Regions from separate parts of the Homo sapiens genome. Here region 2 is linked to region 1. The links are chromatin loops, found by intact Hi-C in ENCODE. Cell type or tissue: dorsolateral prefrontal cortex. All regions are shown on one strand. Links, peaks and the distances in the headings refer to the core of each region. The heading gives the core; the rest is flanking DNA.

Region 1 (12,530 bases), core at 8,036-10,535:
TGGGCTTTTTGAATAACCAAATGCTCAACAGTTCTGTAATCTTTCAGGTTGCTGTGATCAGTCCCCAAGGAGTCTACACTCTCAAAGAGACTGGGAAAGGCCTGTGAGACAATGGGATTCTTTTTTCTAGAGGTGTAACTCTGCCTGTGTTTGCATGCCACCTCCAGAACCACTAAAATATAATTTCTCAGTGGGTGACTGAGTAAGACTGGCAGCAATTGCAAAAGCAGATTCATGCCATGTGTCACTCTTCACAGTCAGGAACTTATTTACCTCTTGGAACTTTCCAAAGGAACGATGATGGTGGCGGTAATGTCACATTAGTATGGAGCCCTTAAATTCAGCAGTGTTCAACCTGAGGGAAGACAGAGTAGGTCAATTCTCTTGGCAGCAGCTGAGGGAAGGAGAGAGCAGGGAGCAGGGCTCAGATAAGGTTTGTTTGGCAGGGTCCAAGCACTTCATGGAATGGAGACCTTTGGCTGTCAGAGATCTGAGGAAGATTTGTCAGGGCCTGCTACACTCTGAGGGCTTGCAGTTTGGATGGTTGGGAACACTTCTTCCTTGCACTGATGGTGCTCCTATTTCTATGACACGTGTACTAGTTCAGACACAATTTATTGTGTTCACCAATTCTATGCACAGCAATCAGACTGAGATTGAAATCCAGTATAATATTAAAGGTGATCTGGGCCAGGCGCAGTGGCTCATACTTGTAATCCCAGCACTTTGGGACGCTGAGTTAGGGGGATCACTTGAGGCCAGGAGTTTGGGACCAGCCTGGGCCAGAAAATGAGACCCCATCTGTAAAAAAAAATTTTTTTTAGGTTAGCCAGGCATGGTGGTGCATGCTTGTAGTCCTAGCTACTTGGGACACTAAAGTGGGAGGATTGCATGAGCCCAGGAGTTCGAGGCTGTAGTGAGCTAAGATTGTGCCTCTGCACTCCAGCCTGGGTGACAGAGCAAGACTCTGTCTCTAAAACACACACACAAACAACATCTGACAAGGCATTTCAGCCTGGAGTCAGTCAAAAAATCTTAGAGGTCTGTAAAGGAGATGACTATGCTGTTAGGGCTGTGGTAGAAACCTTTAATAACAAGTGAAAAGAGCTTGTATTTGCCAAAATGAACACAGGATATGATTCTTTTTTTGCTTTTGCTTTGGAGTTGTATCAGCTCTGTGCGGTCACATGGGTATCTACAAATCAAAGCACCCATCAACCAGATGCATCTCTGAGAGTTAACAGCAGAAGGTGGCATAATAAAAGAAGTTCTCGGTAGTGAAAAAGGTTGGAAACCACCAGCTAAACCAATCCTCTTGTACCAATAGGAGATTCAAGTTGAGAGGTGGGAAAGGGCCTATCTCAGAGTAGGTGCTTGAATACTTCTTACTAGAATGAAAGAAGGAACTTAAGATCACACAGCCATGTTACTGCAGGACGGGGAATGGAACCTAGGTCTTCTTATTTTTGGTTCAGTGTTAACTCCCATTCTCTAAGCAGACTGGGCCTGTTATTCAAACTGCCTTCCCATAGGTGCTTCCCTGCTTCTCTCCTCACCCAGAGAAGGACTTACAAACAGCTTATCTTCAGAGGTTTTGTGCCTGATAGTTATGGAATGTGCTGGTTTGAGCAGGGAGGATGTAAGGGGAGGGAATGCTAAAAGCCTGTCTACTTAGAGTCAGGTTTCCTGGGTAAGTCCCTGGAACCCCATCCCCTTCCCCTTTCTTGAGACCCCAGGACTTGCTCCAGTAACTGCCACCCTGTGCCTTTGCTTCAGGGCCATGCTGGATAAGGAGCTGGCTGCCTCTGTGAACATCCTACTCAAGGCATCTTCACTGTGAGTTTTGCTGTTGCCATTGGAGGGGGAGTGGGGGGAGTGTGGGGAGTGCTAGGGTCAGGTCCTGGCTGGTGTAAAGAACACTGAATTAAAGGAATTGTCAGAATAACTCAAAGGCATTTAGATAATCAACAGTCCATTTCAGTGTTTTTATTCAGAGATCGATCGATCAGTGGGATGTTGTCCAACAAAAGCAAAAATAGACTGTATAGAGAAGGAAGGAAAAACTGCATAATTTAGGAACAGTATATCTTGTTTGCACATTCTTTGGTTAAATCAATTAGCCTGCTGTTAGGAAGGAAGTCTGGGCATTTTATCCTTGAGTAAACCAACTAGGGATATCAGAGAAAACAGTTTCCAATGCTTTTGGATTCTCCAGAAAACAGACAGTTTAGCATATATGACAGGCTGCTTCTGCGTATTGTCTACCTTTCATTTCATTAACAACTTCACTTTAGAAGCCTGGTCTGCACCATTTCCCTCATCACAATACTTTAGCATCCTGGCACTAGCTGTGCAGGATTTGTCGTACGTCTTCCTTTCCCTGATGATCATGTTTCTCATTTCCTTCCCTCTCTCCCTTACACCCTCAAAAGAGAGAGACATAATATACATTCTCAAGGTCATATAAGCTATATAATGAAAGCTACCTTTTTCTCCCCAGTGATGTTATTTCCTCAGTGGCTCACACCATCTGTAGTCATAGTTCCCAAATTTGGCCATGCGGTCTATCCCTGAACTCCAGCCTCAATCTATTCAATTAGTCGCCCTGAGGATGGGGCCCAGGTCTCTGAATTTTTAAAGACTTGTATAGATAAGTCACATTTAGCCAGTCTGGGAACCAGTGTTGGGAAATTGAATAGAATTTCATCCTACTATTTCCTTTATATGCCCATCCTTTCTCGTGATGTATTATTTTGCCACAGTCCTGTGACACAGGAAGGGCCAGTGGCCTTGGTCATCTTAGATTTGCCCTTGTTGATCTTCTCAGGGTAAATGTCTTTCCTTTCCCCTGATGGTGTTCTTATACTGTCTTCTGATCATCATTTCTGACTTTGTTTTCAGCATCTAAAAGTTTCCATAACTATAAGGCTTACTTCTTCCCTGCAGTCTTCCGTGTTTTTAGTTATTCATTTATGGGCACTCTCCTTGGAAAGTCAGTGATCAAAATAGCACTAGTGTGTAGGATGAGCACTGGAAGAGCTCAAGCAGAGAAGACATAGGAGTTTCTGCAGGGCTGTCCTGGGGTGGTTCTTGATGAGGCCAGTTGGGGAAAAAGCTAGGTGGCAGATGTTGGCACACTATAAGAAAAAGCATCTTGTGAAAACCTTTAAGTTAGATGGACTTCATCAAGAGATGATGAACCTCCCACCTCCAGGAATGTTCAGGCAAATGCCAGATGCATGCATTGGAATCGTTGGACCAGATGACATGTGAGGCCTTGGTCAACTCTAGACTTGTTTATATAGGCTTGGAAAGATTTTAAAGTTTTCTCCTCAGTAGGTCACTTAGGTGGGCCAGGTTTGACACTTCACTGAGCTCCTCTTAGGAGCATCATAATTTGGTTTTGTTCCCTTCTCCAGGTACTTTTGGGAGGGAAAAATAGAAGCCACTAACATCCTGTTAGTGAGGATGTGAGTGTAGGGAGTCTTTTTTTTTTTCTTTTTTTTTTGAGACGGAGTCTCACTCTGTTGTCCAGGCTGGAATGCAGCGGCATGATCTCAGCTCACTACAGCCTCTGTGTCCCGGGTTAAAGCGATTCTCCTGTTTCAGCCTCCCAAGTAGTTGGGATTACAGGTGCCCGCCACCATGCCCGGCTTATTATTTTTTTTGTCTTTATTTTTTGGTAGAGACAGAGTTTTGCTATGTTGGCCAGGCTGGTCTTCAACTCCTGGACTCAAGTGATCCACCTGCCTCGCCCTCCTACAGTGCTGGGATATAGGCATGAGCCACCACACCCAGCCTGTTGTTTGTTTTTTCTTTTCTTTTCTTTTTTTTTTTTTTAACCATTAGTGCAAATGTCAACATAGTAAAAGGATAAATAATAAAATAATATTGTTATGAAAGTAGTTTTGACCCCATGGACCCCCTAGAGTCCTGGAGATCCCCATGGGTCAGTGGACCTTCACTTTGAGAACCTCTAGTATAAACCTTTATCATTCAGAAGTGGAATTTTTGGAATTGGCATCACCTGGGAGCTTTCAAGAACTGTAGAATCTCCTGCTCACCCCAGACCTACCGAATCAAATTATAGTTTAACAAGACCCCCAGGGGATTTCTGTGCACATTAAATCTTGAGAAGCACTGGTCTAAACCAGTGTTTCTCACCGCTGGCTGCTATGTATTAGCATCACTTGGAAACATTTTTCAAACTACCAATTTAGGCCCCACCTCACAGATTTCGACTTAATTTGGCCAGGGCGGGGATCAAGTATAGTGGTACTAAAAAGCACCTTTCTTTTTAGATGACTCTAACGTGGTCACCTGAACCTTCTGAGGTTGACTCTAACGTAGGGCCAGAGATGCAAACCACCTATATGGATGATGAAACCTTTTCTTTACTCCTTAGGGAACTAAGATTCTGTGAATACACCGTTCCCCTGGGTCTCAAACTAGCTCTAGAGGAGGCCCTCATGATACCACCTCAGCAGAGGTGAGAGAGTAAGGAACCATTGGTAGAGCCAGTACTGTGGAGAAATTAAAATTTAACTGGTGAGGGACAGCTTCAGGGTTAAGAGAGTTGGACCTCCTACCTTGAAACCTGGCTCCCCACCTGCCACTGTTCCATAGTGCTTGGAAAATATGAATATTTTATGTGCCTCAGTTGCCCCTTCTGTAAAATTGGGATTATACTAATGGGTTGTTATGCATATGGAAATTAATATGTGAAACCTGTACATGAAATGCTTTATCAGTCTCAGCTCTTATTCCTAATGTGTTAAAAATGTCTTTGAATTCTGTATGTCTGCTTATAAAAACACATAAGTTAACAAAATTCATTATCCTCAGGCACCCAACGTACAGAATATTTAAGCATACATTTGAAGCAACATGTGAATGTATACATATGCTGTGATTTATTAAGCATGTTACGGGAACTTTAAAACACCTCATTCAGCAGAAAGGAGGCAGAGGATTATAATCCTCATTTGACAGATGGGACACTGAGGCCCAAGTCCTCATGTTCCTTCAGTCTAGAAAGTGAAGAGAACTTGCACTGTGTGACAAGGGCCAGGCGAAAGACACAGGAGAGGAAGATAGATTCCTGTAGACCTTGTTTGTCAGGGAAGATCCCTTGGGAAAGGTCAGTGGTTGAATTGGACCTTGAGGGACAGAGAAGTTTTTTTTTTTTTAAGCAAGAATAGGCTTTTGATTGATCAGCAGGAGCAGGTGGAATCTAGGTGGGCAAAAGAATACAGAGATACTGGGGGAGGGGGGATTGTTTTGGGAAGTGATGTGTATAGGATAATAATAAAAAGAGTAGCTCACATGTAATGAATGCATACAGTGCCAGCTGGTATACTGGGTAAGTGCTTTGTATACCTTGTGTTAATTAATCCTCAGCAGTCCAGTCATGTAGGGCCTTTTTTTTTTTTTTAAAAATAGGAGCATTTAAAGAAAACTAAGTGACTTGTCCATAGTCAGACAGCTAGTAGGGGCAAAGTTAGAATTTGAACCCATGTCTGTGAGACTCTAAAGCTATCTGGCCTAACTGGCCACTTATTGACAGATGGGAAACATAGGCTAGGGAGTGACAGGCCGTGGGCCTGGACAGGTGGGGTGCGGCAGGTTGCAGAGGGCCTCCCTTGAGGCTGGCCAGTTGGGTTTTATCACGAGTTGATTCTAATCATAGTCACTTATAGGGCTTTGCTTTCTCTCCAAAGGCTGTACATCCTTTTGAAATCCCAGAGATCTTCAGTCTCCCTGTGGATTAAGGAGATGTGCAGTATTTAAAGTGGCTTCAGGAAGGCATGGAAGAGGACTGAGTGGGGAAAGCTTTTTGTGCATGCTGCTGGCTACCTCCAGCGGCTGCCTCCAGCCTCCATCAGCTGCACTCTGGGGAAGAGGAGGCTGCCTTCTACCTCCCAGCATCTCTGGATTTCATGTTCCTGTCAGCACAGAGGAGCTAAATGGCCTGTAGAGGCTGAAGGTCTGAGGCTCCTAAAGCTGGAAGAAAAGGCTGGGCCAGTCAGGCCAAGCAAGAACACAGTGTAACTTGTCTCTGAGTGCTTCATGGTTAAGGGGGCTAAGCAGGCACAAGGGCATGAGGATGGTTATATGTACAGACTGAGGGGAAGAAGCAGTGAAGATGAGACTTGCCATCTTCTTGAGTCAGTAGGCCTGCCTCAGGTGCCTAGGATGTAATTGCTCTGCTGCTTCTCATGGGGAGGAGTGGCCCTCATGACCTTGTTTACCTGGAAGAGTGTGGGATGAATGCCTCCTCCTATGGGGACTCGCAAGTGCTTTAGCAAAAGGATAAATTGCTAATTGTGGCATTTCGTGGATCAGCAGGATTATTTCTCCTTGCTAAAGAGGATTTTGTTGGTCCTGAATTCTGAGGAGGTGGGACTAGGAATGGGCTCCATGAGCCTGTGTATGACTCAGGGAATATTAGGACTTTGGCACAGCCTCATGGGTTGGGAGTAAGTCTTGGCTCTTCCCTAGCCTGAATGACAGACATCAGATCATTCTGGTGCTTTGTCCATGAAGATGTAGATTCTGAGCCCACCCAACTAATCTTTTCACTTGAGCACAGAAACAGCCCCGGGAATCGGACAGACCCGTGTCTTTCAGGTTTGCTTCACAGAGCCCCAGGGGTTGACAATAGGTGCCTTGGAGACTGCCTGCATGGGGATTTTTAAAAAGCTTTCTTTGTTAAAGGTTTGTAAACCACTCCTCTGAGCCTGTTTTCATTTTATAGATTATTCAGGGAACTGAACTGCACAGAGATCCAGAAAGTGGGTAGTGCAGGCTGTAGTGCTGATAACTACTGTACTACTTGGATCTTTGTGCTCCCAAATACCAAATGGAAGAGGATCTCTGAGAGTCCTTTGCAAAGATCTTGTAGGGACTTTAGGCTGGGGCCTTCGGAAAATTCCAGAGGATTCCAATGGAGATTTTGAGGGACTGACTCAGAAGAACAAAGAGAATGATAATGGTGATGTCCCTGCTTTTTACAACAGATCATGTTCTGATATATATGCAAATCTGTGTAAAGTAAACCCTACCTAAAATGTACTGGGGACCCAAGATGGACTGCCTGTATTGCTTCCAGGATAAAGTCCAATTTCTAGCTCTGGTTTTTATAACCTTGCTTCAGCTCACCTTTTCCGTCATCATCCCCTCCATCTCCTCTCCCACGCTGGGAAATGGATGGCTGCACTATACTGTGTGATGTTATTGCTATGTTCATGCCATCCCCTCTGCCTGGAATGCCCTTCTGCATGAATGCCTGTGAAATGTTGTTGCTCCTTTGTATGGCCTGGCTTCCGTGGTTGGCAGGAATCTCTTCTTTCGTGGTATTCCTGTCATCTTTGTGCATCACAGTCAGCTTTGTATTCCTAGCTTGTAAGCTACTTGAGGATAGGGGCATGTCTGAATCTATTTAATCTCTTGCACCTGTTTGGCAAATTGATGTTTTAAGTATTTAAATAACTAAAGCTCTCTCTACAGTACATACTCACTTTTGATTTATGAATTGGCAAAATTCAACTTTTTTCCTTGAATATTCTTAAAGTGAGATGAATTCCAAAGGAGAGTGTTCTGTGTGTGGCCTTCATTGAGTGGTTTTCTGTTACCAGAAAGCTCTTGGTGGCCTTCCTCTTCCCTGGTGTCAAGGTTGACTGTTATAGGAAATGGGAGGGGAGAGGGCCGTTTCTGCCACGCATTGTCCTAGGTTCTTAACATTATTTAATCCTTATAATGCAATGTTATCCTCATTTTACAGATGAAACCTGAGACCAAAGAACATGTAACACATAAAGTACATTGCAGAGTTAGGATGTGAACCCAACTCTGATTCTAAACCTAATGCTCTCACTCTTTCATTCAGAGGTTCAGTCAGTTCTTTGTAGGCTGTAGATCCAGAGAAGCTGCCGTAGCCAACAATGAAGTTGTTAGTTTTTAAAACATCTATGTGGTAAGTTGGTCTGGCACTTAAAAATGTATTGTTTCCCAGGCACGGTGGTTCACACCTGTAATCCCAGCATTTTGGGAGGCCGAGGCAGGCGGATCATTAGGTCAAAAGATTGAGACCATCCTGACCAACATGGTGAAACCCCGTCTCTACTAAAAGTACAAAAATTAGCTGGGTGTGGTGGCGCATGCCTCTAGTCCCAGCTACCTGGGAGGCTGAGGCAGGAGAATTGCTTGAACCCAGGAGGCAGAGGTTGCAGTGAGCCAAGATCATGCTACTGCACTACAGCCTGGCAACAAAGCGAGACTCTGTCTAAAATATATATATATATATATATTGTTTACTACTCACCACAGATCTGCAGGAGTTCACTGATCTCTAGGATCTGCCTTAACTCCAACTTACATGTTTTGGTCACTATTACAAACTGTCATCCCAGAATGATGCTGCAGAGGCTAGGGCTAGGACACAGACCAGTGTTTCCATGTGGGAATTCCCTCCCAGTATTTCTTAGGAAATGTATGTTTTTTGAATCCATAATCCCTAGAAAAATCAGTTGAGGAAATGAGAAGTATTGTAATTATTCTGTGAATAGTAACACTTACCATTATGGAGACATCACTAGTTTGAAAGAATCCAACTTCATCAAATATTAACGTACCGAGTTGAAGGCTACAAGAACTGAGACAGGAGCATAGCAGAGAGAAACGGTCACCATCTCATTAGCCCTATTTTTGGTTGTTGTGATGCCATTACATCTGTATATCTGGCCATATCAGCTGCTAATGGTGAGTTCTTGCAAACAAAATGATTTGATAAACAACCTACCATACTTTATACAAATCTTATGGTGTTCCGAGAAATAAACTTTGGAAGCAAAATAAGTTAACAGTCTGGACACGATTGATTCTATATTCTGTTTACCTTGCTCTAGGCTATTCAAATGTTATATTTATTTGAACACTATCCAATATATGTTCCCTGGCATCTTCCTGTCTTTTAAATATTCTCTGTACGCTACAGTTCTTTGTAAGTAAAAATAAGCTTAATATGTCTACTTAGCAAACAAAGTTTTTCCAGATACCTATAATAATGAGGAAAACAGTATAAAGAATGAAGTATTTGAAGAATAACTTATAATTTGGGGGATTTCTGAGAATTCTACTTCTTTGTCCCTAATTTCCGAAGGTAAATGTTTGTTGTGAATTTGGAAACACTAGACTACAGAAAAGCAGGCACTCTCTAGCCTGGGAGGCCCACTGATCTTAGGAGGGTCCATATAGCTGCTTATTGCAGACCTTGCACTAGAACCCAGGTCTTTTGACACCTGGTGCCACTTTTCATTCCATTCCATTAATTATAGCCCAGAGAATAACCACCACCACCCCCAAGTCCCATTGTGGTTTTATTCTGAGGACAGATAAAAGGTTGAAGCTGATGGAGTGGTAGAAAGAAGTGGGAGCCATAGTGAATGAAGACGTTTAAGGGCAGATATTAACACCACTGAGTCCTTCATTCGGGATTACAGGTTACACTTTACCCCTCAAACTGTAGAATTCAGTGGAATCCATGGCCTTTACCTCTCTATAGATGACCTTTTTCCTACCCCTTTACATCTCCTGTTTTTTTCCTCTCCAAACTGCCCTAAATTTAGAGGTTTATTTTGAAGTAATAATCAGTCACACACAGCAAAGTCTCTCCCAACACATGGGGAGCAGATGTGCTGGGATTATCACTGCCATTTGAAGGGTGATAAAACTGAAGGAAAGGAATCTGACTAAAGTGGCACAGGTTAGAACTAGCAGAGTCAGGTCTAGAACTCATTTCATATTTCTAGAATTGTGTGATGATGTACTGATAAAGTTTTACGATGCCCGGATCTAAGTATTATAATAGTGTCAATTTCTAAGTTCATTTTCCATCTTTTACCTCTCAGTGGCACTCAACTAATGTTTTTTGCCCCCAAAGGTCGGGTACTCACAAAAGATTCCATATTCTCTCTGGCAGTAAGGGTGAGAATGTTGCTGGCAGTGGTAGGAGTGGCAAGGTGGCCAGAGGACAGGGTCCTGCCATTCCTCCTCAGCCTCCAGTAAACCAAGTGCAAAAGCCAGAGCCAATTCCTTCTGCCACCCAGCAGCTAATTCACTATAGGGAAGACAAGTGATTGTTCAAAGGGAGGTTTTAAATCATAAATCAGACACATTAATTATAACTTTAACAAATGTTATTAAAAGCAGCAATTAAAAACCATGAATCTTTTTGAAGGTGCAGAGGGTTATAAGGTCAGTTGGCAGTAATGCAGCTATTATCTGGTATGAATGAAATGCTGGGGTGGGGAGTCAGGGTGACCTCATTAGGCCTTGTGCTATCTTCCCAGGTGGTGCAGACACCCCCTCCCTCCTTTTCCCTCTCCAGGCCCACAGCCTCCCCAGAGCCCAGGTAGGGAAGGTCCAGATGTACTATAACAGGATTGCTCATCCCAGGCTATCTCAGAAGTCTGGAAAGCAGGCCTAGAAGGTTGCTGGGCTCTCTGAAGCCAGGCAGGAAGCTACAAATTGGATCCCAGTTCCCACAGCACCCCTGGGCTAGGGGTTGGCTTCTCAGCTCCCCTTCCACCTGGCCCTAGTTGGCCCCTGTGGCAGCAGCTGTGGGGCTGAAAAGGGGGAAGAACTGGGTCCAACGCCAGCTCGTCTATGCCTGGGCTGTGCCAGGGAAGCAGAGGAAAGTGGGTGGGCTGTGCACAGGAGGTGAGGTCCCCCTTAAAAGGCACTGTGGGAGCTGAGGTCTAAGATGGGGGGGCATCTAAACTATCTCAGGGACCCCCTGAACGCTCACAGGTAGAGAGGGGTCAGGCCTAGCAATGGAAAAACAGCTCCTGCAGGCCTGCTGCCCCGCCAGTGCCTCTTGCTGTACTACCACCTTCGCCTTCCTGCTGGCGGCCTGCAAAACCAGCCAAGCTGGAGGCCACAGCAGCAGTTGGCAAGGCTGGTCCCCATCTGGTGCCCACCCTCCACGTCAAGGCACTTTTGTCCATTTTCCAATCAAGTGAGTCAGTTTCTAATATCTCTGGAAGCAGCAAAACATCAGGGGTCCTCTTCCCCCTCCCAATTTTGGTTTCCCTCCAGATGAGGCAGAATTTGAATGTTGGTTCCAAAAATTCTCTTTCAAACCCCCACTGGCAAGGGCTTCCCTTTGAGGGAACCAAATGATGCAGGCTCTTTAAAAATTTCAACCTATCCCAAAAAGTGATTGTCCATTTCAGGGCAGGGCAAGGGATATGAAAGAGGGTGAGTCCCCTGTGCTTCCCTATGGGACCAATGCTGGTTGATGGGCTGAAAGAAGGAGCGGCCACTGAGCTTTCACATTTAGTTGCAGCACCTGGGCCCTGGAAGTGGGCCAAGGGAAAGCCAAGGGAGGAGCCAGCAGGCCCAGAGGGACGGTGTGGCTCTGTGTGTGTACACTTGGGCATGTGGTGGTGTGGCCGTGTGGGGTTGTCTGCATGCCTAGAGCTGAAAGTACAACACATGTGGATGGAAGCTTGTGCGAGTGGGTGTGTATTGTCTGCTGTGTGGTGTCTGGTGGGTCTGGGGATGGGAGGCACCAGAAACAGGTTTAGCAAGACATGGTTTCCCTCCCACCACTACCACCCCCCACCCCCGTCCCCCAGGTTTGGAAGGATGCCTCCATTCCAGCAAGGCCAGGCCCAGCTCTATGGCGACTGAGGGGGTGAGGCCAGAGAACAGAAGACTTCTGGGACCTCCAAAGCTGACATTGGCAGCCTTCACTCTCAGCCTTAATACCTGGGCCCTGGTGCTGGTGCCTTCTGAGGCAGACCCAGCCCTTTACTCTTCAGATCCTCACAGGCTTTCACAGGGGCTCTCTCCCATCCCACCACCTCTCTCCGAGGGTAGTGGGGAGTGGCAGGAAAGTGGAAGAGAAAAGCACTGAGCAGCATCCTCTTATCCACCTTCTCCCATGCTCTCTCAAAGGTGCCTGTTATGTAGTCCCTGGGAGGACTGGCTGCCCCACGGGTCACGTGTGAAGGGGATCCAGTGGAGGGACAGCTGTGCACACACAGGATGTGCGAACACACCCAGAAAGGGGCGAGAGAGGTCAAGGCACACAACTGGGGACAAAGACCTGGGCCTCAGGAGGAAGGGTCCCAGCGCAGGGGACACAAGGTCAGAGAACAGATAAACAGAGTTTGAGGGGGTGTGGAGTGTGTAGAGACACAGGCACAGGGGTAACGAGCCTGAGGAGGCCCTGGAACAGAGCTGGTACAGCAGAGAGACGCAGGCCTTGGCCTGGCAGGCAGGCAGGCAGGGCATTCTGCCAGGCACTTGCAGCTCTGTCCTGCTTCCTTCTCCCACCCCAGCCTGGAGAAAGCTGGGGAGCCTATGGCTTCTGCTGCTCCTCCTTTGGTTTTCAGGACCCCTGGCACCCCCGGGGGCTAGTCAGTAAGGGGTGGTCCCTTCCCACTCCACCAGGTACTGAACCTTGCCCTCAGGTGTGACCCTCCGAGCCAACACCTGGTACTTCTCCCCACAGGCCAACCGCC
Region 2 (17,323 bases), core at 6,125-8,624, 250 kb before region 1:
TTGAGAAGGCGTCTCACTCTGTCTCCCAGGCTGGAGTGCAATGGCATGATCTCGGCTCACTGCAACCTCCACCTCCCAGGTTCAAGCCATTCTGCCTCAGCCTCCCAAGTAGCTGGGATTACAAGCATGCGCCACCAGACCTGGCTAATTTTTGTATTTTTAGTAGAGACGGGGTTTCGCCATGTTGGTCAGGCTAGTCTCGAACTCCTGACCTCAAGTGATCCACCTGCCTCAGCCTCCCAAAGTACTGGGATTACAGGTGTGAGCCACCGTGCCAGGCTACATCTCTGTTCTTGAACATCTAGAATTTATTCCCAAGTTTTGAAACTTTATACACCAGTCTGAAAAAAAATTTTGTGGAGCCTCTGCTTTTTAGGTCATTTCCTTATGAAGATTTCCTAGAAGTGGACTTCCTGAAATAAAGACCAATTTACCAATTGTGCCAATTTGCATTCAGTGGGAGGATTTTGATTGCTGAAAAATGAAGTAATAATCCTTCAATTAGTTGTTTATCCTTTGGGGATCATGTATCTTTTTTTTTTTTTTTTTTTTTTTTTTGGAGACAGAGTCTTGCTCTGTCACCCAGGCTGGAGTGCACTGGCACAAACTCGGCTCACTGCAAACTCCGCCTCCCAGGTTCAAGCAATTTTCCTGCCTCAGCCCCCTGAGTAAGTGAGATCACAGGCACCCGCCACCATGCCTGGCTTAATTTTGTATTTTAGTAGAGATGGGGTTTCACCATGTTGGCCAGGCTGGTCTCGAACTCCTGACCTCAGGTGATCCACCCATCTCGGTCTCCCAAAATGCTGGGATTACAGGCATGAGCCACTGTGCCGGGCCGATCATGGATCCTTTTGAGACAATGATTAAAGTATGGGTCTTCTCTCCAGAAAAAAAGAAACACAATTGCATCAATAAACAAAACGGCATGAAATTTCAAGGGTTTCTCAGAACCTCTGAAGCCTATGTAAAATTGACACCTCTCTTGAATAAGAAATATTATCGTATCCACTGAATAGAAGTTTTGTTGCCATACTTCAACAAATAAGTTCACATACCAACTCTTGTATTGTCAACTACCTTTTGTACATAAACCATCACTTACTGAGCACCCACAATGTACCAGCAACATGCCAGATGCCAGAGGCAGAAGAATAAACGCTCCTAATTTCAAGGAATACAGAGTTCACTGGGGAAGGCACAAACTAACAAGTATTTATAATAAAATATATGCAGTAGTAGAAGTATTCATTAGGCAAAATGGAGGTACAAATTTAAGAATTGATCAACTTTCCTTTATCAAAGGTTTGCAAAGAATGAATGAGCATTCTCAAGGATATTATAGGTAGGGGAAACAGTACCAGCAAAGGAGGAAGACATCATATAACCTGGCATATGTAGGAAATTGTATGAGTTTAACATGGTTGAATTGGAATAGTAATTAACGTGGCAAGAGCTGAGACTTTTCCTTCTTTGGGTCAAAGATTGAAAGAACCAATACTGACATATACAATTTCAGCAGTTTGTCTAACAACACAAAGGAAACCACAAAAGAAGATTTCCTCCCAAATACTTCTTTTATTACCCAAACCTACTCTTATTACATACAAAGAAAACATTTTGCCTGTTTTCTTTTGCAACTGTTTGAAGTGCAGTGTTCCATTCAACAGACAAGGTTTAAAATCTACTTATTATTAATACAAACAAGCAGCACATTGTAAATTTAACATTGTCTGATGGCTTTCATTTTGTACACGGAAGTACTAGAAAGCCTGTACAATTACTACAATAATTCCTCATAAAATTGCCTTGAAAGACTAACTTATAGGTAAAACTGCAATTTTAACATTGATTTAGATAGAATGTTGATTTTCAGCCTGTCAACACTCCTAATGCTATCATCTCATGAAAAACGTTTTTAATTCAGCTTAACTTTTTTTTTTTTTTTTGAGACGAAGTCTCGCTCTGTGGCCGAGGCGGGAGTGCAGTGGCGCAATCTCGGCTCACTGCAAGCTCTGCCTCCCGGGTTCACGCCATTCTCCTGCCTCAGCCTCCCGAGTAGCTGGGACTACAGGCGCCCACCACCACGCCCGGCTAATTTTTTTGTATTTTTAGTAGAGACGGGGTTTCACCGTGTTAGCCAGGATGGTCTCGATCTCCTGACCTCGTGATCCACCCGCATCGGCCTCCCAAAGTGCTGGGATTACAAGCGTGAGCCACCGCGCCCGGCCAATTCAGCTTAACTTTTAAAATATAAGTAAGCACACTGTTACTTTGAAGTTACTGACTTAATTATAATGGAGCATGTGGAATTTTTTTAAAACATAGATGTTTTATACTCCTATGGAAAATGAATACAACCAGTTTTGATAATGCAACCTCGCAAATGTCCTTACTTGTTTGTATATATATACTTTCTCTTGAAACTGTAATTTGTTTAGATTTCTGCCATGCTTATTCTTTTCCCTTAATACCCAATTCATATACATCACAGAACCACATGTATAAACATAAGGTGTTATTATAAAGTGATAAAACCTGTTTTCTTGTGTGGCTAGAAAAGAAAAAATAGAGTTTAAAAATTTAAATGTTAACCAACTGAAGTTGAATAAAACAGTTTAAGTTTATAAAGCTCTCAGCACAAAGAAATGCCTGACTTTTTCTTTTTTTTCAAATAAAGGAATCTCTCAGATGGCATCCCATTAAACACCATCTAGCTTTGTCAAAATACAGGTTCTTCAAGAGTAGCTTAAAATATTAAAAAGATGTACTCTCATTACAAGTTACTTAATAAACAGGTAGAATATGGTTTCTCTTCAGATTTCTACCAAAGAAAGGAAATTCTTTATATGTGTGACAAAGAAATCCAAAGCGAGCAAGTTTTCTCTATAAAATCCGACGGATGTCAGAGGGAATAGGCAAAAGCACAAACAAAAATATATGTTAATATATTTTCTTCTCAGGTTTTGTTTTCCTCTAAGAGAGGGAATCTTCTTCATGGATTTTTTTCCCCCCAAGTAGAAAACATTCTTTAAATGAACTTAAACAAAATACATGGCCAATAAATGAAGAGTTCAAAGATTTTTATGAAGTGGGCTGAAAGTAAATGATCCTTGGCATGTATTTGAAGACATGAAACAACTCTGACCACACAAAAAAGTAAACAACAAATCTACAATAGGTACAAATTATATACATTTATTTTTAATAATTTTAAATAACACTCTTGTATAAATTCTTTCATATATTCAAATCATACACAAATTTAGAAATGCATGATGAAGCCTAGTACAGCATATGTATGAGACACATTTTTTAAGTTTGTGTTAGAATTTTAGTGACATAAATACAAGTTTAATGTTTCAGAAACATTCCCTAATTGCTCGGCCTATAATTTAATGTATTATAGAGTGCTTATGCCTAGCATTACAACTTGACTTTAAATCATTTAGCTTTTGGACTAACTTAGATCTGAAGCCCTGGGCTTACTTTCTAGGGCTGCTGCTGCAGTAACAAGTAACAATTCCTACCCACATAGCCCAAAATATAGGAACCAGGGATGTTCATTATAAGTGGTGTTATGTTCACCAAGCATCCTAAAAAGTGTAGGACCAAGGTGAATGATCTAATAACCCCATTCCAATCAAAGCTGTCAAGAGGAAGTATTGTTGCTTTAGTTTTCTACTCCCAAAACAGCACTTAAAGGGTTAAATATCCTGATGGTACTCAGCTGACCAAAATAAACTAGTAGGTCAGTGAGTATTGCTTTAATGGTCAATTTACCTGGGAATATTGGCGCTAGAGAACAGTGATATAATTTGAGGTGTCTACAAATGTTGTCTAAAAAACCTCTCTCCTCTCATCCCATGTTTCCTCTGTTCTCTACTCTTAAAATCTAGGTATCACTGGGAAGAGTAACGCACTAGGCCCACAGGACCTTAGTATTAATATAAATGAGCTTTAGTTTTCAAATGTCATTTTTTTCTCTATAACTGGAGAAATTCCATTAATAAAAGAACCCTAGGGGATAGAGGGTAGAGGGAGCGAGAGGGGAGTAAGGGAGGACACGGACATACTTAACACTACCTAGGGCACCTAACCATCAGAAATGCATAGGCGCTTACCAAAATGAATTAATGAAGATAAAAGCATCGCTTAATGGCAGTATCTGTAATTTCCAAATAAGATTCACATCAGTGCTATCTTATTTAAAAATAAACAGATTTCCAATCCTTACACAAACATTCTCCCAATATTAGGCTTTCTTTTTCTTCCTTTTTTTTGAGACAGAGTCTTGCTCTGTCGCCCAGGCTGGAGTGAAATGGCGCCATCTCGGCTCACTGTAACCTCTGCCTCCCAGGTTCAAGTGATTCTCCTGCCTCAGCCTCCCAAGTAGCTGAGACTACAGGCACGTACACCCGGCTAATTTTTGTGTTTTTAGTAGAGACGGGATTTCGCCATGTTGACCAGGCTGGTCTCGAACTCCTGACCTTGTGATCCACCCGCCTCGGCCTCCCAAAGTGCTGGGATTACAGGCGTGAGCCACCGCACCCGGCCCAAAATTAGGCTTTCTAAAGGACTGATGGCATCCTGCTGCCAGATGCCACAGTTTATGGGGCCCATGCCTTTAGAGGAAAGAACATTGTGCAGTGCATCCCATGCTAGTTTCCTAGAATGATTTCAGTGGTAGATCACTTTCTGATTGATTTATATTTTAAAGCAAATTATTTCCAGAATCAAAAAGCTCGAGACATTAGAGGATCTTATTTAAAACAAATTTTAAGACTTTTTTTCCCATTGAGAAAAATTATAACCATGATCTAGGAGCCATTAACAAGTATTTAAAGGTAAACTTTCTTTGTGATTCAATTTTTCAATACCTTTTAAGGTCTGTTTCAAGGAATTTCTACATGGTCAAAATCCTCTTAGACTCCAACAAACCTCCTTTCTCTCTATTGGTTTAACTTCTGTTTAATAAATGTTCACTTCTCACCACCTTTAATCCTGACCTTTTTTGGGGGGGGCAGGGGGCGGTGTATCTGGGAGAAAGACAGGTATGCCATTTTGCACAATTTCTTAGAATTGTGCAGTCTGTACACACATATGCAGCAACTGCTAGGGAAAGCAAATTTTCCCTTCCTGCTTGGAGAGATGAGTTCACCTTAATGAAGCACAAACTGGCAGTTTTGTTTTCTAATCACTAATACTAACTTCAGTTAGTAAATCTTCTTGTGTTCTTTTCACTAAGTGCTTCATAGCTGTATGGCCCTGGATTGCTCCTGATATTTAAAAAAAATTAAAAACATCCACAAGTAGAACTCTTCCTCCCAGCTTTCTTGTGTCCATGGCTAGGCAATTTCTGCATATAGTTGAAAAAACATGTGCTTTAGAGTTAGAGGCCCTGATTCCAAGCCTAATAATCACACACATTGTATAGCCTTGAACAAGATATTTAGCTCCTCTGTGCCTCAGCCTTTTCATCTATAAAATGGGGACAACAATTACTTCCTCAGGGGGCTATGGTGTGGAAGAGAGGACACACATATGGAAAAGTGCTTTGCAAACTACAAAGGGCTATAGAAAAACTAAATAATTTTCATATAATGTAATATAATGTAACCTCTATTCTTCTGAGCAATGGCCAAATACGCAAAGCACCCTCAGATTACCAGAAGTAGATTATTTGCTTGTACTCCCTCCAGAACATCATCTCCAAACCCTGAGAACAACTTAGGGGTCTCCTATAAAGGGATGACCAAGTTCTAGGTTTTTCTCTAGGGAAGTTAGGCAAAGGGGTCAGCTTGAATTTCCTAGGTCTAATCTAATAAGAAGTTTTTATTTTTTTTCTAACCACTTCACAGTTCACTGTTCCTCCTAATAAGTTATATTTAACATCTGACCACCTTTCCCACCCACCTTGCTTAACCCAAAATGTCAATATCATAATAAACGAGAGCAACAGTAGTTGGCCTCTAGGAAAAAACTCCATCAAAAAGCAAGAACTAACTAGACACACCCATCTACAAAGCTGCTCATTAACCAGACAGGAAGACAATGGGAGAACTATAGCACTGCAGGGAGATGGCACATACCTCATGGCAAATGAGTGACAGGCTATGTTCACATGTAGGAGATTTTTTATTTGGGGTGAGGGAGGATTATAAATATTTCATAGGCATGAAAACTACAGATCCCAAGTAATATGATGGCTTTTCTCTTGGAACTAAAATATTTCTATCCTTTGGAAGACTATCTTTTACATTCAAGAAAAACATTTTTTAATGAGGATATGTTTTATATTAATCTATGTAAAATATATAGGGTGGCTAATGTCTAATTAGATTAATGTTTTTGGAGAATGCATCCTATGTCCCAGCTTAACGATTACTGACTTCAAAATCTATTGCTTGAATCATAGTAAGTCAAAGAGCATATAACTCTACTTTTAGACTGAGAAAGGAAAGAAAGAAACATTCGACCTCTTATAAATTTCAGCAATGTCCTCAAGAAGGACTAAAAATGACGGATGCTCACCAGAGTCCCAGCTCTAGCAATATTGCCATCTATTTTACAGTATTTTAAGCAATCCCCATATTTTTCTTTTTACAACACCATTAACTGCTGTACAAATAAATTCCAGATGATAAAATATGACATGATTTTTTTTTTACAAATAGATACAAATACAACGTCGACCAGATATGCTACATTAACTATGTACACCTTATTTCTCTAGAGGCAGGAATATTCCTTATTTTTAGACAATTTATCATTTACACTGAGACCCTGAGGAGGACCATCAGCCTCCTGCTCCCCAATGCTGCCTTCCTCCCTTAGAAGCTTATCCTGTGCTTTCAACTCATCACTGAGCAAGAATCCTGGGAGGAAAAAACCAAGCCCTTCTGAAGATCTTGGGACTTTTCTACCCCTGTTCTAGAAACAATCAAGATTATTTACTGTGATACAGCCTAGAAACAAGCTTTTCCTCAATGATGTCCTTTTGTATAGTAAAACGAATATAATCCCTGACACTGTTTTAAAAAAAATGTTTCAGGAATGGAGATGAAGTCTTCCAGCAGTCTTTTCCCCCTCCACATTCATCATCTTGTTACCACTGGCTTGGTGAATGCTTCCCCAGGAGTCTATCTGGAGGTCAAAGTGGTTTTGGGCTGCACTATGGGGTTCAGCCTTTCCATACTCCCATGTGGTTTGGTACAAAAATATACTTTACTTCAAGTCCTAATGACAGTGAACGCTTCAGATCTTCATGGGAAAACTAAGAGCAATAGATAGGCTAAGCGCATTACAAATTTGTACCTGAAAATTTCAGATGCACTATTTGCCTTTGCTTTCTCAGCAAACTCTAGCCAGGCTTTGTCTGGCCCAGGGGCTGACTCTGTCTTAGCAAGCACTGTGGTTTAACAATTCAGAACAGTTCTAGCTCCTTAGGCTTTGTAGTTATGTATGGGCGTCGTCAGGGTCAGCTGCCCATTGGGAGCCACTTCATTGCCATCATCTTCCAACAATCCCGAAACATCTGCATTGGGAATGCTGTCATGGTAGCTGCTGAAACTGATATTGTCTTCTTTCAGCTCGATGGTCCAAAAGGGGGCATTGAGTTTCCGGTTTTGGTACTCGCGGTACATATATACAGCCCCCACAAATCCCATTAGCAGCACCACAACAATGATGATGACTGTCAAAATGATGATGTTAAATTGGGTCCATGATACATCAGCTAAAGCTGAAGTGCTGTTTTCAGAAGTGCTTACTGAAAAGATAGTCTGCAGGGTTGTAGGGGTAAAAGTACTATTTATAACAGGGGTGGGCACTGATGTGGTCAAAGAGGCATTGGAAACCAAAATGGTAGAACCTTCAGGTGTTGGAAGAATAACTTCTGAAAATAAAAACAGAGAATGAAATGTAAAAGACAAAATTATCTAGTTTTGAGAAACAATAAAAGAAATACGCATGGGAGTGAATGTTGATGTAGGATGTTAACATGATATTCTGCTTTAAGGTAATGCAAGTTAAAAATAATGTTTAAAGAAATATAGTGATAAGGGTAAGAATCAGGGTCTAGAAAGCTAGATTATTACATCTATGGCTGTTTTCCAATATGTATAATATCTACATTAAAATCTTTGGGCCGGGCGTGGTGGCTCACACCTGTAATCCCAGCACTTTGGGCGGCCGAGGGTGGTGGATCACGAGGTCAGGAGTTCAAGACCAGCCTGGCCAAGATGGTGAAACCTGTCTCTACTGAAAATACAAAAAATTAGCTGGGCGTGGTGGCGGGTGCCTGTAATCCCAGCTACTCGAGAGGCTGAGGCAGAGAACTGTTTGAAGCTGGGAGGCAGAGGTTGCAGTGAGCTGAGATCATGCCACTGCACTCCAGCCTCGGTGACAGAGCGAGACTCTGTCTCAAAAAAAAAAAAAAAAAAAATCTTTGGGAAAATACCAGTGTTGGAGTTTTCCATTCTTATTTACTCTTAGATAAAATCATATAAATTCCTGCAAAGGCAGTAAATTTGTCACTACTGAGCTCTAAATCACATAGTTAAAAGTAACAGGGATATATGGCAATCATTTGAACAAAAATAAGTCTAACAAGTCTGATGGCATTTCATAAAGGTAAAATAATTATCTGCAAAGGAGGTGTAGGGAAAACTATACCTCTAGTTATGTCTGAAAAACAAATTTTAAATGTCTGAGGCTGACATCAGCCAAGAGAGAAAACAGCTTTCCTTAATTCCATGTGTAGGAATTCTTCCTTTGTGTAGATTACAGCTACTTTATAATTTAGGTATTATACTTTGTATTTCTAATGGCAGCATAGTTTGGTGGAAGGACTAAAGGCTTTGGAATCAAATAGAAGTGTGTGGCTACAGATAAGTAAATTTTTTTAAAGCTCGGTTTCCTTATCTGTAAAATGTGAATAATAACATCAACTTTGCTGAGTTCTTGGGAAGGATTAAATGAAATAATATACTACACAGCATTATCACATTTAATGCTTACGGTGCTTGGCATATAGTAGGTACTCAATAAAAGTATTACTATTATTATTATAATTCTTCACCATGAAAGCCATATCAATTTATTCTAAAAAGAGGCAAAGTTTATATATATTACCTATTAGCTAATAAGAAAAATCATCAGTTCTGTCAGCTAACTATGGACAAAGTGTGCCTCCCAAATAGGTAAGAGAACTGAGTAGCAGGATCTCTAGCTAGTAATAGGGTTCAATCTGAATCTTTTTGCCTTGATCACTACAGTATAAAGATATCAAGAAAATGGCAGAAAGATGACAGTTGCCATAGACCAACTGTTCATCAGCCTCGTGTTCAGCATGTTAAGAATATCAAAGAGTGGTTTGTAGAACAGCATGGTCCAATCTCTCTGTGACCTAATAAACCCTCAATATCCTAACTCATCCTGAATTCATAATCATTAATTTTAATTACTGAGCTTTCCTATAAGAAATATTTTGCCATGTGGATAACTTTTGCTTTTAAAATTCAAAAGGAATATTATTATTTCCTCCATTGTACATGGGGAAACTTAGGCCCAAAGTTAGGACAGATGCTAGAATGAACTCCAGCTTCTCAGCTGGAACTTCTAACCAGATTAGATGTCCCTACTTCAAAAGACCTTTGATGATCCCTCAAAGTGATGAGAATAAAGGAAGCAAAGAATAAAAGAAATGATAGGATTCTTAAATTATTAACATAAAAATAAAAATAGATGAAGAGAAAAATGTGAGAACATTTTGTCTCACTGTCGCAATGACTTTGTCTTGGTCCTCAAATTTCTGGAGTTGACTGTGGAGTGTCAGAAGAGCAGCAGGAATGGAAGGAAACCTCTTTAGGCAAATATCTATCAAAATCTATTTCCAGAAACTCCTCTGGTAGGGTTAGAAGGTTTTACAAAGCCTTCCATTTTTCACTGCTAGTTTTAGATATTAAATTTACAATCACTTAGGTGAAGTTTTACCTTTCTTGATGCAATTTCCCTCGAGGTCGTGAACATAACCTTCTAGGCAGTTCTCACACCAAAACCCAGTGGTGTTATGGAGGCAGTTGATGCACTCACCACTCTCGGGCTTACAAATCTTTGGAGTTTTAACTGGGTCCACATGGCCGTGACATTGGCACTTTCTACAGATGCTGTCAAAATTGTAATAGCCATTTTCACATTTATTGCAGTTCGGGCCTATGTAACCATCTTTACACTGGTCACATTCAGGTTCCAATTCACTCGATTCTAAAAGAGAGAATGCCAAAATAGTTTAGTACAGTCTGAAGCTACAATTAAAAATGCAAAACAACTACTAGTCCTTAAAAAGATTTATAATCCCAGAACTTTGGAGGCCAAGGTGGAAGGATCGCTTGAGCCCAGGAGTTTGAGACCAGCCTGGGCAACATGATGAGACCCTGTTTCTAATTTGTTTTTTATAAACCTTCCCTACTGTCTCCTCTCTAGAGACATATAATAATCTCTATTAATTAATTAAACTAATAATCTATAATCTATTTACTAATTTTCCAGCTTATTGTAGGAATGATGGGGCCATCCAGAGAACCTATTCATGTAGAGAGCAAAATAAATAGGCTTACATAAGGAGTCTGAATGATTATGATGGGTTGGCACTCTCATAATTGTGTTATTCCCTTCTTTTTATAGATGACAGATTGGATAAAATATTGTTTTAACAAAAACTTCCTCCATCCCTCCCAAACTTAAATGTGGGTACTCTGCAGACTTCTATTCTTGGTTTCTTTCTCTTCTCTGCTCATTTTCCATGGGTGGCCTCATCCACTGACATCATCAACAATTCCAATATGTGTATGTGTATCTCTAGTCTACATCTCTGTCCTAAATTCCAAACTATATACTAACTTCCTGTACACCTGGATCCACAAACATCTCAAACTTAACATGTACAACACTGTCCTCAGTATCTTCCCTTCCTGAGTCCTGTCTTCCTCCAATGTTCCCTAGATCTCAGTGAATGGTACCAACATCTACCCACTTGCATAAGCCAAAACACTGAGAATCATCTCTCAATCCTCTTCCTCCATATGTCCCTTCTAAGCAGTTATCAATTCATATTAATTGTACCTGATTAAAGTCTTTCCAATCCACGGATGTCTCTTTCCATTCCCACTGGAGTGATCTTAGATTAAGCCTTCATCATTTCTCACCTAGATTATTGTAGCTACTTCCTCATGGTTCTTTTTATCACAATGCACCCCTACATTCACTTTGAACTTCAAAGTAAATAAGAATATGTTACTTCTCTAGAGAAATCTCTTCAATGGTTCCCTAACTCCTTCAGGATTAAGTGAAAACGTAATAGAATTTTTAGTACTTTTCATAATCTGACCTCTGCCTACTTCTCTCAACTTTTCTCTCTTCACTTCACACTCCACCACCCCCTAAGGTTCAGGCACATTAAATGGCTTAAAAGAACTCCCAAATACCCAAATACTGCCTGCTTTCTTCTGTCTGAGGTTTTGTACATACTACTTTCTCTGCATGGGACATCCTCTTGTCTCTCTTTCTAGTTCAGTTAGCAAATTCAATCTGTAGGAATTAACTCAGGTATTACTTCTTCTCAGAAGCACAGAAGTTTTCCTTGATTCCCTCAGTTTAGGATAGGGTTAGTCTATGCTTAACTGTAACACATGTCATTTGAAATTGTAATTACCTAGTTACTTGTGTGTTTCTCCCATTAAACTATGAGCTATTTGACATTTTTCTGTCTTTATCGCCAATGTTTAGCACAGTGCCTAAAACATAGCACGTGTTCAATATGTATCTACTGAGTAATTTCACTTTAGGCAGTAGGAACATAACAACTCATACCTATCTGTTTCCTTTTTTATTCTTCATAGGATTTCAATTCTGGATTCTTAATTATATTTAATAAATAATTTTTAATAATCAACAAGTCATCTTTTAAATCTGCTAGATAGATTAGTTCTTTCCTTAGAATTTACTATTATAATTACACTAACAGGATCACCCTGTTATCTAAACACAGACTAATGTTATTATAGCAGGAATACTTTACAGTGGTCATGGAACTTGTGGCAATGAATCATATTTCTGATGCTCTTTAAGAAAAACGAATTCCTTTCATCTTTCACTTTTACTTTTTAAAATGGCTTTGAGATATAATTTATATACCGTAACATTCAACCATTAAAAGTATACAATTCAATGGTTTTAGTATATTCCCAGAGTGTGCAACTGATAAAGAATTCTAACTTACCACTTACAATCCTAGTGGGTAGTGTGATCTCAAGTAAGTTACTAAACTCTGGGCCTCAGCTTTCCATATTTCAAATAAAGGAATTAAACCAGAAATACTTAGGTTACTTTCAGCAATAAAAGGTGGCAGCTGAATTATTCATAACCCATGCAAACAATAATATGCAGGAAAAAAATTCTTAGTGAAAAGGCATATATTCCTTGTTCTCAATGAAGTTACAGCTTACAACAGTACCATATTTTACAGCATTTTTGTACTTCAACAACTATAGCAACAATAATCTAAAGAATTCCTGATGAAATAGACTGAAGGACTGAAATTAAGGTTTGTGAAAGCCTTTCATGCCTGTCATGGGCAGACCAACTGGACCTCAAATATGACATTCAATGTGCTGCCTGATGTTTCACTCCTTCTGCCTTATACTTTGTTTCTGCCATTCTTAAGTAGTTTCTTGATCAAATAAGCTGTTTTAAGATTTCTGTACCATTGTTCCTACTGATATTTTTATCTGAAATGTCCTTCCTTCTCCTGTCTACCTGCTAAATGCAGACTCCCATCACGAGACTCAGCTTTTATGTCACATCCTCTCTGAAGCCATTGCTGATATTCCCCCACTCCAGGCAAAGTAATTATTCCCTCTTGGTGCATCCACTATACATAAATACATGATATTGCACTGTAGTACGAGAGCTTGAGGGACAGGATAATTTCCTACTGGGAGGTATAGAAAAGTCTTCATGAAGCAGGTAACATTTGAATTGGGCCTTGCTAAGAAGGTCACCATCAAGAAAGCAAAAAATTAAACCACAAAATAGAAAAAATATTTATAAATCATATATCTGTTAAGGGACTTGTATCTAGAATATATAAAGAATTATTTCAACTCAATGATAACAAGATAAATAATCCAAATTTTAAATGTGCAAAGGATCTGAACAGACATTTCTCTAAATATATGAATGAACAATAAGCACATAACTAGCCATCAGGAACATGCAACTTAAAACCACAGTGGAATACCACTTCATATCTACTAGGATGGCTATAATTATACAAAGGCAGATAGTAAGTGTTGGTGAAGCTGTGGAAAATTTGGAACCTACATACAGGGTTGGTGAGAATGAGAATGCAAAATGGTGTACTCATTTTGGAAAACAGTCTGACAGCTCCTCAAGAGGATAAACATAGTTACTACAGGACCCAGGAATTCCACTCCTAGGTATACACTGAAGATAAATGAAAATATATGTACATACAAAAACATGTATACAAATGTTCACAGCAGCATTATTTGTAATAGCTAAAAAGTGGAAACAACACAAATGTCTATCAATTGATGAAGAGAGCAATGAAATGGGGTATAACACAATAATATATTATTTAGTAACAAAAAGGAATGAAGTACTGAGACATGTTATAACATGAATGAACTGAAAATACTATGCTAAGTGAAAAAAGCCAGACACACAAGGCCATGTATTGAATGACTTCATTTGTATGAAATGTTCAGAATGGGCAAATCCATAGAGCAGAAAAAGTAGGTTAGTGGTTGCCTAAGGCCAGAGGAAAAGGGAGTAATTGCTAATGATTATAGGATTGTTTTTTAGGTCCTTTTGTTGGGGGAGGTGATGAAAACTTCTAAAATTGATTGTGGTCATGGTTGCAAAACTTTGAGACTATGTACTAAAAAAACTGAATTTTGCATCTTAAATTGTATGAAATGTGAATTACAGCTCAACAAAGCTATTATTTAAACAGACAGGGAGAAAAGAAAGGAAAGAAAGAAAGAAAAGAAAAGAAAAGAAAGAAAGGAAGGAAGGAAGGAAGGAAGGAAGGAAGAAAGAGAGAGAGAGAGAGAGAGAAAGAAAGAAAGAAAGAAAGGAAAAAATTCAAACCAGCACCACCCAGCTAAGCTGCTTCGAAAGTCCTAGTAGAAAATATGTGAAATAATGAATGCTTACTGTTTTAAGCCACTAAATTTTAGGGTAATAGGTTATTTAGCAATAGATAACTAATATATATATCAGGATTAAATGAGTCAACTATATTTATTAGATTGCAATTAGTCAACATTATTCGGTATCTAGGAGGAACTAATTAGTAAATGTTACCTTGAAATAGGTGAGCAAAAGTTGCTCAGTCTTGAAGTTCCTGCATTAACTCATTATGCAGGTTTTTAGACACTTTAAGTCTCATTCACATATATATATATTTGGATTAGATTATAAATTCCTGGAAAGGAAAACTTTTGCTGTTTTTATAACTCCCTTTCACCTATAGCATCCAGAACTTTATTCATCAATGCAACTTATACCTATTGATAACTGATTTTTTTTTCCCTCTAAAATGAAAAGTTAGAGAAAGGCCTTACTTATAGAGCAGCTGCCTGTAGATGTCACTGCTGAACAAGGGCAGCGAAGACATTCTTTAGTGGCATCAGGACTCTGATAAAATCCTTCTTTACATTCTTCACAGTGATTTCCTTTGCTATTTTCCTGGCAGTTTAAACAAGCACCTAAAAGAAGCAAATTATTTTTAAAAGTTAAAGATTTACCTTGAAAGCCAAGTAACTTTCAAAAATCATGCCTGCAACAAAAAGATCATAAGAAAAAGAAAAACTAATAGGGATTGGATAGAGTTAATTTCTACCCCACCTGATTTCTATACTGCCATGTCTATGAATTGTGTCCCCTACTAGATTGTAAGCTCCTTAGGGAAAGGTGGGATACAAGATTAGTGGCTCAATAAATCCTTGCTGGTTAATCTGATTACATACCAAAAGTAGCAACTATACGCCAAGGAGAAAACAAAAACAATCCAAATACATATTAATAGAAGAATAGATAAATTGTGGCATTTTCATAAATGAACTAATCATACATGCATGAACATGCACAAATCTTTTTTTTTTTTTTTTTTTTAGAGATGGGGCCTCCCAAGTGGCTGGGACTACAGGAGCATGCCATTACACCCGGCTAATTTTTAAATTATTTTATGAGACAGGATTTCACTGTGTTGCCCAGGCTGATACTGAACTCTCAGCCTCCAGTGATTCTCCTGCGTTGGCCTCCCAAAGTTTTGGGATTACAGGCATGAGCCATTAGATTAGCCACCCAGCCTAAATCTTAAAAAGAATGTTGGTTGAAAAGCAAATTGGGGAATAACACATACAGAAAGAGAATACTTATTAAAATTTAAAAACCACACTAAGCGCACTAAGCAAATGGATACAGAGTACACTAACCAGATGGATATAAACATGAGGTAAAAATTAAAATGTGGATTGCGAGGGTATAGGGGAATTTTACACTCTGCTTGTCTCTGTGGAGGGAGGGGGGTAAAACAGGACTACGGAGGAAAAGAGGACCTCAACTTTATTGAAATTTTCTATTTCAAAGATGTAACTATATACATATATATATAAATATGAAGCAAAATGTCAAAATGTTAATCTTTATTATTAATAATTCTGGGTGTGAGTGCATGGATATTTGTTATATTATTCTCCATAGCTTTATATATTTAAAAATTTAAAGTAAAAATAAAAACAATTAATAAAGAAAAGAAAAAAACAAAACAAAGTTAGGTTTTGTAATAATACTCCCTTGGCACTCTATTAGTAAGGATGTTCTACAGACATGGAAGCAGCATAACATTTGAAAATACAAAATGAGAAAGTGTAACATAATTTACATTCCTTCCTTATGGGGCCAGGAAGATTCAAAGGGACACTCAGAACTACTATTATGGAAATTAGTGAGTAAATTCTACATAGAAATCTAGGAAGATAATGACATTTTACAAAGTAAGCTAACTACAGTCCAATGCTAAAACTATTCGTAAAAGTCTTGATTTCTTTTCCTTACTAGCAGAAATATTTTTAAAAGGGGAGAGAGAATAAGGCTGTGAAATAAAATGGTCTCACAACTGAAGCAAAACTTGAAAAAAACAAAAGAATGAAAATGTCATCAACCTACATGTTAAAAAGCTCAATTTTTTTTTTTTTTCTTTTGAGACGGAGATCACTCTGTGGCTCAGGCTAGAGTGCAGTGGCATGATCTCTGCTCACCACTCACTGCAACCTCCATCTTCAGGTTCAAGTGATCCTCCTGCCTCAGCTTCCCAAGTACCTGGGATTACAGGCGCATGTCACCACGCCTGGCTAATTTTTGTATTTTAGTAGAGATAGGGTTTCACTACGTTGGCCAGGCCGGTCTCGAACTTCTGACCTCAAGTGATGCGCCCATGTAGGCCTCCCTAAGTGTAAATCTCAATTCTTAACTGACTACAGCAAAATTCCCCCAAACTTCATAAATTTATTGTGAAAGATACCTTCAAAAGTTTATGTGAACACTTAACATTAAATCAAACTTGTATGTAAATATCATCATTTTCAATCATGTAATTGTAAAGGCCTGATAGTGTTAATGACATTTTTCCCACATAACAAAGTAGTATATATTCATGCTGTGGTAGACACTTTAGGTACTGGCTTCTTTCAGATCTTCTTGTATCATGATCTCTCTTTAGCTATGTATCTTTGTGACAATAAAAAACAGCTGAAAAATACATACTAGGAAACTGGAGTTTTGCTCTAAAAATAAAACAATTTTAAAAGTTAAACTGTTCCTCAGGTTGGACACGTCAAAACCTGCATTATGTGTGAAATCTGTCTACCTACTCTCCCCCTATTAAAAATGTTCAATACAAAGAATTTTTAAGAGAAAAAGTTCTGATAAAGTGCTAAGCTTTAATATAAAAAATACCTGAAAAAAAAAAAGCTAACAGTTCCATAGTAAAATTTGGATGTTCAGGGTAAGATGCAGTCCAATAATAAGTCCTTTGTGCATAGCTGATGTGACAAGAAAAGGTCATGTTGCTACCCTTTATATACATATATACATACATACATATATATATGTATATATGTATATGCCAGGCATGGTGGCTCACGCCTGTAATCCCAGCACTTTGGGAGGCCAAGGCAGGTGGATCACCTGAGGTCAGGAGTTCGAGACCAGCCTGACCAACATGGTGAAACCC

The links. Hi-C counts contacts between places; a loop is a spot of excess contacts. Peaks named below come from ENCODE experiments on the same cell type or tissue, not always from the same donor. Only the 100,000 strongest peaks of a DNase experiment are listed, where the experiment ranks them.
Region 2: it touches region 1 in a loop (2.6-fold over the local background); 4 of 110 quality-filtered maps call a loop at or near these places.

Annotation. Positions count from the first base shown.
Region 1 is chr9:120,845,518-120,858,047 of GRCh38, forward strand. It overlaps PHF19 (PHD finger protein 19), which reads right to left. Exons shown (of 15, transcript NM_015651.3): 15 at 10,134-12,530. The coding sequence ends at 12,427. It also overlaps the pseudogene CUTALP. Among named protein-coding and RNA genes, the nearest start is that of PSMD5, 8.9 kb to the left of the region's middle. RefSeq lists enhancers at 10,218-10,719, 10,720-11,219. In dorsolateral prefrontal cortex, for the core only: no CTCF peak of the experiment used is centred there; no DNase peak of the experiment used is centred there.
Region 2 is chr9:120,597,745-120,615,067 of GRCh38, forward strand. It overlaps MEGF9 (multiple EGF like domains 9), which reads right to left. Exons shown (of 6, transcript NM_001080497.3): 4 at 14,652-14,795; 5 at 9,997-10,266; 6 at 3,067-7,897. The coding sequence ends at 7,446. Among named protein-coding and RNA genes, the nearest start is that of CDK5RAP2, 26 kb to the left of the region's middle. In dorsolateral prefrontal cortex, for the core only: no CTCF peak of the experiment used is centred there; no DNase peak of the experiment used is centred there; H3K27ac peaks cover 1,600 bases.